2 separate regions of the Homo sapiens genome follow, and region 2 is linked to region 1. A link is an interaction called in ENCODE POLR2A ChIA-PET data of the cell type or tissue named here. Cell type or tissue: GM12878. All regions are shown on one strand. Each heading gives the region's core, and the rest is flanking DNA. Links, peaks and the distances in the headings are about the cores only.

Region 1 (8,409 bases), core at 249-8,248:
TTGGGAAAGCGGTAAGGAGTAGGGTGGCTGGATCTTGTTTGGAGAGGGAGATGTGGTCAGGGTTCTTGCCTTAGTAGGGAACAAATCTAGTGTTGTGTGTTCCTACCAGAGCCAGAAAGGAAGGGCCCAAAGCTCCAGAATTCTTCCTGGTCCTCGAAGGAGGGAACTAGAATTTCTGCTGTAGGAGGTACTTATGCAGTAATCTCGTTGGGAGGCGGAGACTGGAGTTGGAGTCTTAAGAGTTGTGTTTTTGCGAACATCCTAAGCACGTTCTTGGTTATTTCAATTGTAGCTTATTGGAGGTGCTTGGGAGATGGGGGGAGGCGGAAACCTGGTAAGCCAACTCGTGATGCTGCCACTATGAATGCTTTCCTTGCACTTTTAAACAAAGAAATTATCAAGAGTGACGAGTTTGATGAATTTAGAGGCTAGAAAGTAGAGGGTTCCTATTTCATTAGATTTTCCAGAGAGATTGGATTTTAAGGATGGAGATGCATTAAGGGATCTGAACTTTGGTGGAAGTAAGTTTGCGTGAACTTTTAGTGTATTTTAAAATCCTTTTATCTTTCAAAAATTGACGTGTAAGATACTTTAATTAGTAATAAAGTGTGAAATAATGTTTTCCCAGTGTGTGAAATTGTAGGCTTGCATGGTTGTACTGGTTCCCAAATTTCACCATGATACCATGTGTAGTATTTTTTTTCTTTATATTTAGTGGACAGAAATTGTAATGGATTGGTATGGATACTAAAGGTGTTGAGAGTGTTATCACTTGAACAGCTGTCTTATGATTCTTTCCGATTGAAATGGATTACAAGTGACTAATGAAAGGCAAGGGATCTTGTTAGGAAGTGCTGAGAAGTGGTAAGTCAGTACAAATTGAAGGACATTTTGAGGTAGGATTGTGGTTAGGATGGAGGGATAGGGTAAGGGTCTTCATTTTAAGGATAAATGTTAGTAAAAAGAATAAATATGTATTTTGAGATATTAAAATTATATTTGCACCACCCTGACACAACTGTTTCACTTATGTTATTAATCTGTTGTTCGTAGGTAAAAATAAGCATGAGTCCCAAGGAAGCATACAGTTTAAAGAGAAACATTACTTTCTAGATCAATTCATAACATTTGCAGATCGTAAGGTTTTTTAGACCATTTTTTTTTTCCAAGACAGAGTCTTGCTCTGTTGCCCAGGCTGGAGTGCAGTGGCGCGATCTCAGCTCACTGCAACCTCCGCCTCCCGGGGTTCAAGCAGTTCACCTGCCTTAGCCTCCTGAGTAGCTGGGATTACAGGCATGTGCCACCACGCCCAGCTAATTTTTGTATTCCTAGTAGAGACGGGGTTTCACCATGTTGGCCAGGCTGGTCTAGAACTCTTGACCTCGTGATCCGCCCACCTGGGCCTCCCTAAGTGCTGGGATTACAGGCATGAACCACCGCTCCTGGCCCATGTGTTTGTTTTTTATTTGCAAAATGCAGACCACCTGTGCCAGAAGAATGCATAGACTTTTCTTTTTTCTTTTCTTTTCTTTTTCTTTCTTTTTTTTTTTTTTTGAGGCAGTGTTTTGCTCTTGTTGCCCAGGCTGGAGTGCAATGGCGTCATCTCAGCTCACCACAACCTCCGCCTCCCGGGTTCAAGCAATTCTCCTGCCTCAGCCTCCCAAGTAGCTGGGATTACAGGCATGTGCCACCACGTCCGGCTAATTTTTTGTATTTTTAGTAGAGATGGGGTTTCTCCATGTTATTCAGGCTGGTCTCGAACTCCTGACCTCAGGTGATCAGCACACCTCGGCCTCCCAAAGTGCTGGGATTAAAGGCTTGAGCCACCAGGCCCGGCCTCTTTTTTTTTTTTTAAACGAAATATTTGAAGGACACACAAGTATTATACGTGGCATTGGAAATACAAAGATCAGACGATATCCATCTTCAAATGGTTATAGCATAGGGAAATAGACATTCATTTAGGACACTTCTAAAACAGCATAGAGGAGAGTGCTAGAGTACGTTATAGCAAGTGTTATCACCAAATGAATCTTAGAGATCAAGTCTAGTTTTCAAATAAAGGAGGAGGAAAATGAGTCTCAGGAAGATGCTGTCAGTTGTCAATGATGAACATAGGCCTTGTGGGTATTTTTCTTTTGAAGAATGACTTTTTTTTTCAGTTTGTTTGACAGCTTACAATATAATTTGTTACTTAACCTTACCATTAGATTGAGTTGGTCAAGACTAGCAAATAGTTTCATAGTTGAAAAACATGCTTTATTATTTATTTTTTATGTTTATTGTCCTACAAATACTACTATATTGCAGTACTCAATATCGATTAGGCATATGACAACATTTTTCTGAAAGGCAAAAAATACCTAATAAAATGAAGCCTGGTTTTTAGAGTCCTCTATGGGTCACCAAAAATGATTTCAATTGAACTGTTATGAATTGCATAATTTAGGAAAGTTATGAGTCATATGAGCTTAGTCATGATGATATCTTGTTGAAGTTGCAGCTGGGGTGTATAAGTCTCACTTTGATTTCAAAATCGTTTTCCCTTTGTGTTACTTTTAATAAAAGAGGATGTAGTGGGTGGGAGGAAAAAATATAGGTCACAGATGAGGGATGAGAAAGTTTGTATCTGAAACATGTATTTTCAAATTTACCTTGAGGTTATTGGCATGGGGATTCTCCATATTGCAGTGCTGATTTCATTATTGACAGCACCATTTTACTCAGTATTTTGACATCTGGCTTTCTCTTTTGATGTTAATTTTGCTTACTGGCTGCATTCCTTTGAAACCTAAATGCTTAACTGCCCTAACTGCTCCAAGGGAGATTTAATGTAACTCTGCTTTATATTAGTCTAAGAGATAAACCATATTTCAAGAGTAGAATGGAGAGGAATTAAGCAGATAATTGTGATGGGGAAACTGGAGAGATCCTTTTGACTTTCACAGGATTTCCTAGAACATTAAATATAGGTTTCCTCCAAGGCCAATTGTGGTTGATTTTTGGATCCTTCACCATTTTCTATTTGTGAGATAATAAGTGTATACAGCTGGAAGTGTAATGTGAAGAAAGTCTGAAAAAGATTGATAGGAAAGGAGGACAGGAATGGGCTTCATTGAGGTAACGGAAGTGAAATGAAAGGCTTTTCATATATGGGTTGAGCATCCCTAATCTGAAATGCTCCAAAATTTGAAACTTTTTGAATGCTGGCATGACAGCACACATTACCCCTAACACACGATTTTTTCACTGTTAGTGGTATATTTTTTACTGTGTAGTACTTATGTGTGAATAGGTATAACAAAACGATTACTTATTGTAGCATGTAAAATCAGTCAGGAATGATGGTGATGCCAGACAACCACAGATTATTTATGTGGGTGGCCGAGACAGTGACACCTTTGCTTTCGAATGCTTCGTTGTACACAAACTTTTTTTCATGCAAAAAAAGTTACTTAAAAATATTGTTTAGGCCAGGCGCGGTGGCTCATGCCTGTAATCCCAGCACTTTGGGAGGCCGAGCTGGGTGGATCACGAGGTCAGGAGATCGAGACCATCCTGGCTAACATGGTGAAACCCTGTCTGTACTAAAAATACAAAAAATTAGCCAGGTGTGGTAGCAGGCGCCTGTAGTCCCAGCTACTCGGGAGGCTGAGGCAGGAGAATGGTGTGAACCTGGGAGGTGGAGCTTGCAGTGAGCCGAGATCGCGCCACTGCACTCCAGCCTGGGCGACAGAGCAAGACTCCATCTCAAAGTAAGTGAATAAATGAAACATAAATGAATTTTATATTTAGACTTGGGTCCCATCCCCAAGATACCTCATTATGTATATGCAAATATTTCAAAATTTAAAAAATTCTGATGAATGAAACACTTCTGGTCTCAAGCATTTTGGATAAGGGATGCTCAATCTGTATCTCTTTATTTACTCCTAAAATCAGCCAAGGAAATGGGCATCTCTCCGTTCCCCCCCTTCCTTTTTTTTTTTTCTTTGTTGTTACATGAGTTGTACTGGTTTCACTTCATTTGACAGTGTTCTGCTAATGACTAGACGTGTATCTCTGACCTGGACTTGTTCTCTGGAGTTCATATTCAGCTGCCCATTTGGCACTTCAAATATAACATGTCCAAAATTAGTTACCTTTTTTTTTTTTTTGAGACAGAGTCTCACTGTCACCCAGGCTGGAGCGCAGTGGCGCAATCTTGGCTTACTGCAACCTCCACTTCCCAGGTTCAAGTGATTCTCGTGCCTCAGCCTCACGAATAGCTGGGATTACAGGTGTCCCCCACCACGCCTGGCTAATTTTTTTTTTTTTTTTTTTTTTGTATTTTTAGTAGAGATGGGGTTTCATCATATTGGACAGGCCTGTGTTGAACTCCTGACCTCTGGTGATCCACCTGCCTCAGCCTCCCAAAGTGCTGGGATTACAGACGTGAACCACTGCCCCAGCCAGTTACCTATTCTTTTGATTACAAGAATGAGTAGCTGGACACAGTGGCTTACACCTATAGTCCCAGCACTTTGGGAGGCTGAGGCCGGCGGATGACTTGAGGCCAGGAGTTCAAGACCAGCTTGACCAACATGGTGAAACCTGTCTCTACTAAAAATACAAAAATTAGCCAGGCGTGGTGGTGCGTGCCTGTAATCCCAGCTACTGGGGAGACTGAGGCAGGAGAATTGCTTGAACCCGGGAGGCAGAGGTTGCAGTGTGCCAAGGTTGAGCCACTGCAGTGCAGCCTGGGCAGCAGAGTGAGACTCCATCTCAAAAAAAAAAAAAAAAAAAAAAAAGAATGAGTATCGGATACAGGTTTAGCCTAGGACTAGGCAGGGCTGCTGGTAATTGTGGAAGTAGTCTCATTGCCTAACCTGAAACTTGCATCCTGGTTACTGGTCTTGCTGGAGAGTCTTGGCTCAGGTTACGTCCCAGGTCTGTTGAGGAGCTCTTGATAGGGAATTAGTTGAAGCAGCTCATACTCTATCCTCCTTTACTGGTATAAATCCATAAAATTGTTTAGTTCCCAGGCTCTGGGGTCCCTGGCCTAGCAGAGAGCACTGCTCCCTTTTTCTCATTCCTTAGTCCCAACAACCCGCACCTGACACTTACTACACGTGGCCTGCTTCCCTGTCCTGTGTGTTTTGGGGGGTGCTGAAGAGGAAGGCTCCTGTGTCTTCAGCACAAACACAATAAACACTTCACAGCAGTACTGGCTTTATGTTTTCCATTTCTGATATCAGAAGTAGGAGCATGACATTGATAGTGTCATTTTGGGGGAACTTTTCGTACTTCATGCAGCAGAGCAGTGAAGAGTGAGCTGAGTGCCTTGGGGTTCTGCAGTACACTCTCAAGTAGTATTTTAGGAAAATGCAATTTGCTGAAAAAATAAAAGAAATTAATGTAAAAAATCCACAAGCTGGGCGCGGTGGCTCACGACTGTCATCTCAGCATTTTGGAAAGCTAAGGGGGAAGGATCACTTGAGCCCAGGAGTTTGAGACCAGGCTGGGCAACATGGCAAGACCTTGTCTCTACAAAAAAATAGAAACAAAAATTAGCCAGGTGCGGTGGCATGTGCCTGTGGTCCCAGCCACCCGGAGGATTGCTCATGCCCAGGAGGTTGAGGCTGCAGTGAGTGGTGATTGTGCCCTGCACTCTAGCCTGAGCAACAGAGCGAGACCCTGTCTCAAAAACAAAACAAAACAAAAACCCACACGTTTCCAGAACCTTCTCATATAACACTTTATTTACATTGTTCTTAAATACGTGTGGGACGGTTATATACATACCACTATACTTATGTGTATATATGTTGATATACACACAAAATTATATACATAATTTTTGTTTGTTTGTTTTTGAGATGGAGTCTCACTCTATCACCTAGGCTGGAGTGCAGTGGCGTGATCTCAGCTCACTCACTGCAACCTCTGCCACCCGGGTTCAAGCGATTCTCCTGCCTCAGGCTTCTGAGTAGCTGGGATTACAGGTGCCTGCCACCGCGCCTGGCTAATTTTTGTATTTTTAGTAGAGACTGGGTTTTACCATGTTGGCCAGGCTGGTCTTGAACTCCCACCCTTGTGATCCACCCACCTCGGCCTCCCAAAGTGCTGGGATTACAGGTGTGAGCCACTGTGACCTGCCATATACATAATTTTTTAAAGTTTCACGATTAGTTTTAGCTTAAAAATGTCAGCTCTGGGCTTAATGAAGAAAATATGGATATACTTTATGTCAATGCATTAAAGTGAATGGCCATAAAAGCTTATCCCAGAGACAAAACAATTCAGATATAAGAGAAGTGGGAGAGTGGAAGGTTTATCTAATCTTCTGTAGGCAACTCCACAGCTACAACCAGAAGGCCATTTTGTTACAGGCCTGAAAGCCCCGTTTTCTTTTTATTCTTCTTTGAAACCTTTAGAAGGAACAAAGTATTGGCTACTTTTTACCGCTGATGTCAGTGTTAAGAATCTTGTGATAACATAGATTTACTCTCCCTGCTGAAAATCACTATGTGGCTCATCAGTAACACAACTAGACATGATGACTTAATGCAAAGGAAGTCCTATGTAAATGAGCAATGAAATTGCAACTGTGTATAAGGAACAAAATAGAATATGAAACTCCAGAATCTTTTGTTTTCATTTCTGTTTCTCCCAAGGCTCTATCATTCAAAACTCCAGAATCTTTCAGCATGCAATTGTCTCCTGATATCAGCCCCTCTCTTGTTTTGTTTTCTTTTTTTTTTTTTTAATCACAGTGAGCCACAACCTAGGAGTCTTTTAGTGGTTTCTACTTGGTTTGCTCTGCAGCCTACCAGCAGATTTCCTACATTCCGGTCTTGTTCCCCTCTAGCCCATTCTCCACACTGCAGTCATAATGAAATTTCTTTCTTTTTTGGGGGGGATGGAGTCTCACTCTGTCACCCAGGTTGGAGTGCAGTGGCATGATCTCGGCTCACTGCCACCTTTGCCTCCTGGGTTCAAGCGATTCTCATGCCTCAGCCTCCCAAGTAGCTGAGATTATACGCACCTGCTACCACGCCCAGCTAATCTTGTATTTTTAGCAGAGACAGGGTTTTGCCACGTTGGCCAGGCTGGTCTCTAACTCCTGACCTCAAGTGATCGCCCACCTTGGCTTTCTCTCTCTTTTTTTTTTTTTGGATTTTGAGACAGGATCTGGCCTCGTTGCCTAGGCTGGAGTGCAGTGGCACGATATCAGCTCACTGCAACCTCTGCCTCCTGAGCTCAAGCCATCCTCCCACCTCAGCCTCCTGAGCAGCTGGGACTGCAGGTGTACACCACCACGCCTGGCTAATTTTTGTATTTTATTTTATTTATTTTTTTGGTAGAGACGGGGTTTTGCTGTGTTGCCCAAGCTTGTCTTGAACTCCTGGGGCTCAAGCGATCTACCCATCTTGGCCTCCCAAGGTGCTGGGATGACAGGCATGAGCCACCACAGCTGGCCTATAATGAAATTTCCAACTTACAGCTATTGCCATTATCCAAAGCCCAGAATCCCTGATTTCCTTCCATAGCCCTTCATGGCCTGACCAGTGCCTGACTCTCCAGCCTCACACTTCATATTCTCTCTGTACTGCTCTGCACTGTAGCCTCATTGAGTTGCTTTCACGTCTTTAAGTGTTGTGTTCTATTTTTTGTGGAATTCAGCATATGTTATGCCCTTGACCTAAGGCCTCTCCTTTCTTTTCCTTCTCTGGGGTGCTGCCTCATCCTTCTGGTCTTCAAAACCGTTTCCCTGGGAAAACATCTTTGACTCAGCAGGCAGGGATCATGCCCCTGCTGTGTCTGTGCATAACTTTCTGTGGCTACTTCTGTCTTGGTCTGTGATGTACTTTATAATAATTTTGGTCTTTCCTCCAGTGTCACAATACTGGAAGTCTGTTTCTTTTTCTCTGTGTTGTATCCTTAGTGCCTGAAAGGTAGGAGGTTCTCAATAAATATTTGTTAAATAATCAAGTAAATGGAGTCTGGTGGAAAAGAGAAAAAATAAGTGTAGAATGTGTGTGCAAGAAAGGAGGGGTAGGGGGATGAAAAAGATAACAAAAGCACATAACAAAACAACAAAAAGCAAAAACAACAAAAAATGCAGATGACAAAAAAGATAACAAAATGATGACTGCTGTGGCAACTTGTAGAAAGTAAGGAAGGTGCTCTCATTCTAGAGAGAAGTAGGCAGCCATTGTAGTTTTTTAAAGAGAGAATATGGGCTGGGCTCTGTGGCCCACGCCTGTAATCCCAGCACTTTGGGAGGCCGAAGTGGGTGGATCACGAGGTCAAGAGATCAAGACCATCCTGGCCAACACAGTGAAACCCCTTCTCTACTAAAAATACAAAAATTAGCTGGATAGGTGGTGTGCACCTGTAGTCCCAGCTACTTGGGAGGCTGAGACA
Region 2 (8,266 bases), core at 267-8,266, 120 kb after region 1:
GCAGCCTCAACCTCTCAGGTTCAAGTGATCCTTCCACCTCAGCCTTCTGAGCTGTGACTACAGGAGTGTGCTACCATACTTGGCTAATTTTTTTTTTTTGAGACTGGGTCTCATTATGTTTCCCAGGCTGGTCTCAAACTCTGGACTTAAGTGATCCTCCTGCCCAGCTTCCCAAAGTGCTGGGATTACAGGCATGAGTCACCACACTCAGCCATGCTTGTATTTTTAAAAACCTACTAACCAGTTTCTGATAATTAAAGAAAGCAGTGGGTAATATACCGTCAAAAGACTTATGTTAAGGGAAAAGCCCTCATTAAATCCCAAAATTTTATCAGGGTAGTATGGCTGAAAGACACCCTTTATTCTAATAGGTGCCTCTGCAGTTTGAAAATGTATTATATGCCTATTATATAATTTACATCTGTAATTTCTTTTTTTTTTTTTTTTGAGATGGAGTCTCACTCTGTCGCCCAGGCTGCAGTGCAGTGGCGCGATCTCCGCTCACTGCAAGTTCCGCCTCCCGGGTTCATGCCATTCTCCTGCCTCAACCTCCAGAGTAGCTGGGACTACAGGCGCTGGCCACCATGCCTGGCTAATTTTTTGTATTTTTAGTACAGACGGGGTTTCACCAATTTACATCTATAATTTCTAATTTTCAAAACAACTTACGAAGACTTATCACCATTTTAACTAGCAAACTAAGGGTAAAAAAAAAGGCTGATTATTGTGTGAATGTTATTCTTCCATTTGATGTATCAATGATAATTTTATATGAGGACAAAGACTTTCTGTCACATGCATTACAAATTTCCTGCTTTGTCTTCTAGTTTATCCCATTCATGATTTATTACTCTTATGATTTCTTAGATACCCTAAAGCGGACTACATCCCACAATCATGCCACCATTTCTTGGTTTGTTGTGCGTGTTTTTATGAATAAACTCTGAATATTAAAAAAAGTTAAATAATTTGCCCAAGGTCATATGGCTCTAGCCATATGATAGATTTCATCTGAAACACAGATAAGATTTGAAAGCAGCTGTTCTTTCTATTATACTACATTACAAGGGAGAATTGAAGGAAAAAGGGCAACCAGTTGCAAAGAACAGACGGTAGAATTGCCAGATAAAAATATCAAATACTCAGTTAAATTTGAATTTTAGGTGAACAACAAAAGATTTTTAGTATAAGAATATATACTAACGAGACCAGCCTGGCCAATGTGGTGAAACCTCGTCTCTACTAAAAATACAAAAATTAGCTAGGATCCCAGCTACTCAGGAGGCTGAGGCAGGAGAATAGCTTGAACCCGGGAGGCAGACGTTGTGGTGAGCCGAGATCGCGCCAAGCCGAGATAGCGCCACCACACTCCAGCCTGGGTGACAGGGTGAGACTGTCTCAAAAAAAAAAAAAAAAAAAGAATATATATTAAATATTTGGTACACTTATACTAAAACATTATTCATTATTTATCTGAACCTAAAATTTAATGAGTTGTCCTCTAGTTTTATTTGCTAAATCTGGCAACCCAATTTGATGGTGGCAACATTGTTTCAACTTCCTAACTTCTCTGTTCTTCATCTTACAGGTTACGAAGACTTTGATTTCAAGACTTCTAAGGACGAATTTGACTTGCAGTTAGGAAGGAGGACCAATCAAGATCAAAAGACTGAATTAGATTCGGATTTGGGAAATTCAGCTTCTAGAAGTCCTATCTATTACAGATTTCCTTTTCATCTGGGGTCATTTCTTCCAACTTTCCTTCTGTTTTCCTTTTCAGTGTGACAGGGATACTATTTTTTCTCCTCCTCACCAAGATGGCAGAACAGAGAGGATGAGCTAAGATGCAAGTGTTTCTAGTGCTTCGCACAGAGGTGACACTCATGCAAAGCACCCATTTTATTATTTGCTTTTTTTTGAGACAGGGTCTCATTGTGTCGCCCACCCTGGAGTGCAGTGGCACAATCTTGGCTCACTGCAACCTCTACCTCCCAGGCTCAAGTGATACTCCTACCTCAGTCTCCCAGGTAGCTGGGACAACAGGCGTGTATCACCACGTCCAGCTAATTCTTTGTATTTTTTGTAGAGACAGGGTCTTGCCTTGTTGCCCAGGCTGATCTTAAATTCCTGGGCTCAAGTGATCTTCCGCCCTTAGCCTCTCAAGGTGCTGGAATTAGGGATTACAGTCGTGAGCCACTATGCCTGGCTGTAAAGTACCTTCTTTTATTCTTCAATAAGAGTGCTCTTCCCAACTAGAATCACCGAATGTGAGGTAGAAGGGATCATGAAGTACAAATGTATGCTAAAAAGTAACAACCATTGTTTCTCTTATTACAAAAAATTATACATGCTCACTGAAGTACTTGTAAAATGGAGAAAAGCAGAAAACAAAAAATATCATCCATATCCTCACTATCCAGATTTAGTAGCTTTTCAGTCATTTGTGTGTGCATTTTTTACCTAACTAGGATCAGAGTACATATAGTTTTTTTTTTGTTGTTGTTTGTTTGTTTGTTTTGAGACAGTCTCCCTCTGTCACCGAGGCTGGAGTGCAGTGGTGCAATCTCGGCTCACTGCAACCTCTGCCTCCCAGGCTCAAGCAATTCTCATGCCCCAGCCTCCAGAAAAGCTGGAACTACAGGTGTGTGCCACCACACCTGGCTCATTTTTCTATTTTTGGTAGAGACGAGGTTTCACCATGATGGCCAGGCTGGTCTTGAACTCCTGGCCTCAAGTGATCTGCCCACCTCAGCCTCCCTAAGTGCTAGGATTACAGGCGTGAGCCACCACGTCCAGCCCAGAGTAAATATAGTTTTGAACTCTACTTTTTTGGTTGACTTAATATATTATGTGCAAAGTATGTAATTACTCATCTGTAACACAATTTTTTCCTACAATGCTATATTTACTCACATATTTCTTTGAAAATACTAAAATGATGAATACCTTTCCTGACAAAATTTTCTGTACATCTCATTTATTTCCCAGAAGCGGAACTGCTGGCCAAAGGGTACACATATTTTAAGACTTCTGATGGCAACCGGAAGGGGTCGCCAGTTCACATTCCCAACAGCAGTGCATGAGAGTTGCTGTTTTCCTGGGCTATTCCTAGATCCAAATCCCTATTATTATTATTATTATTATTTTTTGAGATGGAGTCTCGCTCTGTCGCCCAGGCTGGAGTGCAGTGGCGCAATCTCGGCTCACTACAACCTCCACCTCCCAGGTTCAAGCAATTCTCTGCCTCAGCCTCCTGAGTAGCTGGGATTACAGGCATCTGTCACTGTGCCCGGCTAATTTTTGTATTTTTAGTAGAGATGGGGTTTCACCATCTTGGTCAGGCTGGTCTTGAACTCCTGATCTCGTGATCTCCCCACCTCAGCCTCCCAAAGTGCTGGGATTACAGGCGTGAGCCACCGCGCCCGGCCCCAAATCTCTATTTTTAAATGAAGAAAACTGAAGTCCAGAACGGTGGAATGACTCATCCAAGACCACATTATTATCTTGATAAAATGACAAGATTTTGATCATCGCCTAAATACAAAGGAAATGGCATACCTAGAATCAAGAGCAGCTCCTGAGCCCTTCCAAGAGCAAAGACAGGAATGAGACCCCTGCCTCCTCTGTTTACAATATCGTGGACAGTGTTACAGAATCTTGCTTCTCGCTCTTCACGTTTCTCATGGATATGGGTCCCATAAGTAGATTCCTAAATAATACATTAGAAGTGTGAGACTAAGACCAATGATCCTCCAAGAATTCAAAAGTTAAACATCAATGAAATACTGAGGGGCTAAGCAATTCACTTCTCCATTAGCATGTCATTTACTCGAACATGTGTTGTCATAATAGTAATTGGGAAGAGCAAGCAAGAATGCTAGAATTCAGGCCCAGCGTGGTGGCTCACACCTGTAATCCCAGCACTTTGGGAAGCCAAGGTGGGTGGATCACCTGAGGTCAGCAGTTTGAGACCAGCCTGGCCAACATGGTGAAACCCTGTCTCTACTAAAAATACAAAAATAAGCTGGGCGTGGTGGTGGGCGCCTGTAATCCCAGCTACTCCGGAGGCTGAGGCAGGAGAGCTGTTTGAACCCAGGAGGAGGAGGTTGCAGTGAGCCGAGATCGCACCATTGCACTCCAGCCTGGGCGACAGAGCAAGACTCCATCTCAAAAAAATAAAATTTAACAACAACAACAAAAAGAGGCCGGGCATGGTGGCTCATGCCTGTAATCCCAGCATTTTGGAAGGCCGAGGCGGGTGGATCACCTGAGGTCAGGAGTCCAGTCTGACCAACAGGATGAAACCCCGTCTCTACTAAAAATACAAAAATTAGCTGGGCATGGTGGCGCATGCCTTATAATCCCAGCTAGTCAGGAGGCTGAGGCAGGAGAATCACTTGAACCTGGGAGGCAGTGGTTGCAGTGAGCCGAGATCATGCCATTGCAGTCGCTCACTCCAGAGTGAGACTCCATCTCAAAAAAAAAAAAAAAGAATGCTAGAATTCAAATCTAAGAACTTTTTATAAAATGAAATAGTCCAAAACTGTATCTTCTTCCCATGTCCTTTTTTAACCATTTTGCTTTCCATTAGGAAGAAAAAGGTTATTTCTCCCACCTCTGATAAGTCAAAGCTTTTAAAATAGAAACAGATGTTGTTTCTTATACTTCTGTTTAAGAATATCCTTAAAGTCTTACTAGGTATGGTCCACTGACCAGAAGATTGACATCCCTTGGGAGCTTATCAGAAGCGCAAAATCTCAGACCCCAGCCCAGATGTACTGAATCAGAATTTGTATCTTAGCAATATCATCAGATGATTATAAGCATATTAAAATTTGAAGCACTGCTCTAAAGTATGGTACTATGAAAATAGCTACTTTTTCTGAGGGTTCAAAAAATAAATCTTCCCTTAAATTAAGTTTATATGCTGGGCATACCATGAGCAGAGTCCAATCTAATCTGCTCACATGTTGCTTATGGACAGCAGTATGTACTGGCCCACATGCCTGGGCAGCTGGGGAACATGGTAGGTGGTGGAGGAGAAACAGACAACTCTTCCTCCTTGAACCACATACACCTGATGTTCTTATATACACCAAAAGCTTGCAAGATTTCTCTCCCAACCCCTGACTCTACAGTCAGCAACACACATCCCAAGCTGCCCCCAAAGAGCTTCTGTACACAGTTCATTTTTTTTGCTCCCCTGGGACTTGCAACCTAGTAGGCAGACATGACACACAAAGATAAACAAAACGATAAGTTAGCATGGACTAAGGGCCTGAGGATAGTCACCATGGCAAAGGCAGTGAGGTCACACCATTTTAAAATGACCCGTAAGATGTTCTTCTACATATTCTCATCTAGAAATATATATTTAGAAGACAGAGAGAGGGCATAGCCAGTAAAAATGATCCTGCCCAGAGACAGCCTGCTGATCCTGCCCAGAGGCAGCCTGGCATCTCTGATATTAGACTAGAGTTAATGCATTTAACAGCAAGAAAGTGAAACTGCACTACAAAAAGAAGCACCTGCCCCAATTTTTTTTTTTTTTGAGACTGAGTCTTGCTTTGTAGCCCAGGCTCGAGTGCAGCAGCGTGATCTTGGCTCACTGCAACCTCCACCTTCTGGGTTCAAGTGATTCTTGTGCCTCAGCCTCCCAGGTAACTGCACCACCACACCCAGCTAATTTTTGTATTTTTTTAGTAGAGATGGGTTTTCACTGTGTTGGCCAAGGTGGTCTCTAACTCCTGGCCTTAAGTGATCTGCCCACCTCAGCCTCCCAAAGCGCTAGGATTACAGGTGTGAGCCACCGTGCCCGGCCACCAGTTTTCTTATATTTTAAAAAAGGTAAGTTTATATCCAATAACATATTATGAAAGTGAGATCACAGTATTATTTTCCAAAAGAAAAAAAATCTGCTTACATTACATTGATTACAATATAGTATATTAATACTTACAATGATAAGAATATCAGGCTTAATATTAGGAATTTCAGCTGCCATTAAGTGCCTATCTTCTTGTCTTGAGAAATCACCAGTGTACAAAAGCTGTGAAAAAGATAAAACTAGAAAGTTAGGATTTGGGGAAGGCTTCATTTTGCTAGTGAATAGATTAAACTCATGAAATCCAAAAGTGCAGTTACAGTTTTTAAGTCTAAAACTGATGAAATTTACATGCAGTGCTTGTGTCCAATTCAAAATGTGTAGTTCAGTCAGTAAACGGTTCAGTGCTTCAATTATTTCCTCTAGTAAATGGGAATAATCTATTCCCAGTATCATCTCACAATGATAACCTATATAACATTAATCCACTTGAGAAGTGCTCTGAACTTCTTAGAGAAAAAGGGCATGCAGACAAGGAAAGGAGTGCACTGAGGTACATGGTCTAAAACCGGAGATAAAATCATAAGAGGGTCTGCATCAAATTCCAAGAGAATTCACATCTGCATTTGTGCTACTTATTTTTTGTGCCCTGGAGCAAACTGCAAGAATAAGTGATTTAGTGATATACTTTACAATTCAATGTCTAAAAGTTCCAAATGTATAAGCAGCTGTGAAAAATTTAGGACGTGACACTAGAGCATTGGTTCTCTGGCTGACGTTAGAATCACCTAGCAAACTCGAAAAGGAAAAGGCCAAGCTGCGCCTCCAGATTTTGATTCAACAGTTATTTTCAGCAGCTCCCTAAGTGAGTCTTATTTGCAGCCTGAGTTCAGAGCGGCTGCTCTGGAGTCTGGAAAGCCAGCGGCCCACCCACGTTGTCAGAAGTTCAAGGCTTCCCCAAAGATCTTTCCTAATTAACCCCTTTCACTCTTGCAGTCCACCCTGCTTAGGGGCTTACCTGTGAATTCTAAGACATCAGGGGGACATGAATATCAAATTGTGTTTTAATTTTAAACGAATGCAGCCACAAAGACACCTCTTCCCTAACCAGTTTTCTAAAGCAAACGGAATCCTATGGTGTCAGGGAATCACTTTTTGAGATGTTTATTTTACTCTTTTCTCAGTCTTTAAAAATTTTTTTTTCCTCAGTCTTGATAAAGAAAGTATTGTAATGGAGGTAGGAACTGCAATATTTAAAAGGAACAAGCGTTAACTGTATTTTTATCTTATGTTTCCGTGTTCTGACACTTTGCAAGTCTTAGGGAATTTTTTTTTTTAATAGTACTTGGTGGCACAAAGCTCTGTACTGATTTCTCTGGGGAGAAAAGCGCCACAGCCAGAGGGTACCTTCACGCCTGCGATCTCAATCATGAACATGGCGGCTCCTAGGACGTGACCTGCATGGTAACACCAAAACTTGATTCCCGCAACTTCCTTAACTTCATGAAAGTTGATAGTTTCAATTTTGTCCATGCTTTCTTCCAAATCTGTCTCGGTATACAGCATGTCGTCTGCTGATATGTTACTAAATTTTGAAAGATGCCAGCAAAAACAATTAAGAGTCAGATTTTTTAAAAAGCCTTTGAACACAAAGAAATTGTGGATAACATCTCCATGAAGATATTTCTTTAAAATATACTGTATGAATCATGTATTTAAAATTTCTCAGATATTTTGTGTATTTTTTTTTTACTCTATTGTGTGTATAGCTACAAAACTTGATTTTAAACAAACCACACAGGAAATTAAGACACTGAGCTCAAAGTACTCTCAATTTTCAATAATACATACAATAAATTAAGACAAAATACTCTTTAGGATAGTACTTCTCAAACTTTTTTCCCACCCCAACACTCCTGAAAGATATAACACACTCACATACATTGAACCATGGCAGATATTTCTCACATTAGGATGAGAAAAGATTTTTCTACAAAGTCTAGCACAACCTTTCTCCTGAAAATTATGTTAATGTACTTACAAAAAAGCAAGAGAGAACAGTGGTTAAGGACGCTGACTCTGGAGCCAGATTGTTTGGGTTCAAATCCTTGCTCTGTCTCTTACTGTGACGATTTTAGGCAAATAACCTAACCTCGCTGTGCCTCAGTTTCATCATCTATAAAATGGAATTTATAATAGAACCTACATCATGAGTTGGTGTGAAGATTAAATATATTTATCTCCCGGCTGGGTGCGGTGGCTCAACCCTGTAATCCCAGCACTCTGGGAGGCCAAGACAGACAGATCACCTGAGGTCAGGAGTTCAAGACCAGGCTGGCCAACATGGTAAAACCCCGTCTCTACTAAAAATACAAAAATTAGCCAGGCGTGGTGGTATGCACTGTGTGCCTGTAATCCTAGCTACTGGGGAGGCTGAGACAT

The links. Peaks named below come from ENCODE experiments on the same cell type or tissue, not always from the same donor. Only the 100,000 strongest peaks of a DNase experiment are listed, where the experiment ranks them.
Region 2: POLR2A ChIA-PET joins it to region 1 with 12 read pairs; 14 of 35 experiments call an interaction of 5 or more read pairs at or near these places.

Annotation. Positions count from the first base shown.
Region 1 is chr2:9,546,821-9,555,229 of GRCh38, reverse strand. The region is part of intron 1 of ADAM17 (ADAM metallopeptidase domain 17); the gene reads left to right. Among named protein-coding and RNA genes, the nearest start is that of ADAM17, 4.8 kb to the left of the region's middle. RefSeq lists a silencer at 96-390. In GM12878, for the core only: no CTCF peak of the experiment used is centred there; no DNase peak of the experiment used is centred there; H3K4me3 peaks cover 7,174 bases; H3K27ac peaks cover 7,024 bases.
Region 2 is chr2:9,431,654-9,439,919 of GRCh38, reverse strand. CPSF3 (cleavage and polyadenylation specific factor 3) reads right to left here. Exons shown (of 18, transcript NM_016207.4): 5 at 7,232-7,409; 6 at 5,960-6,049; 7 at 3,559-3,709. Among named protein-coding and RNA genes, the nearest start is that of CPSF3, 12 kb to the right of the region's middle. In GM12878, for the core only: no CTCF peak of the experiment used is centred there; no DNase peak of the experiment used is centred there.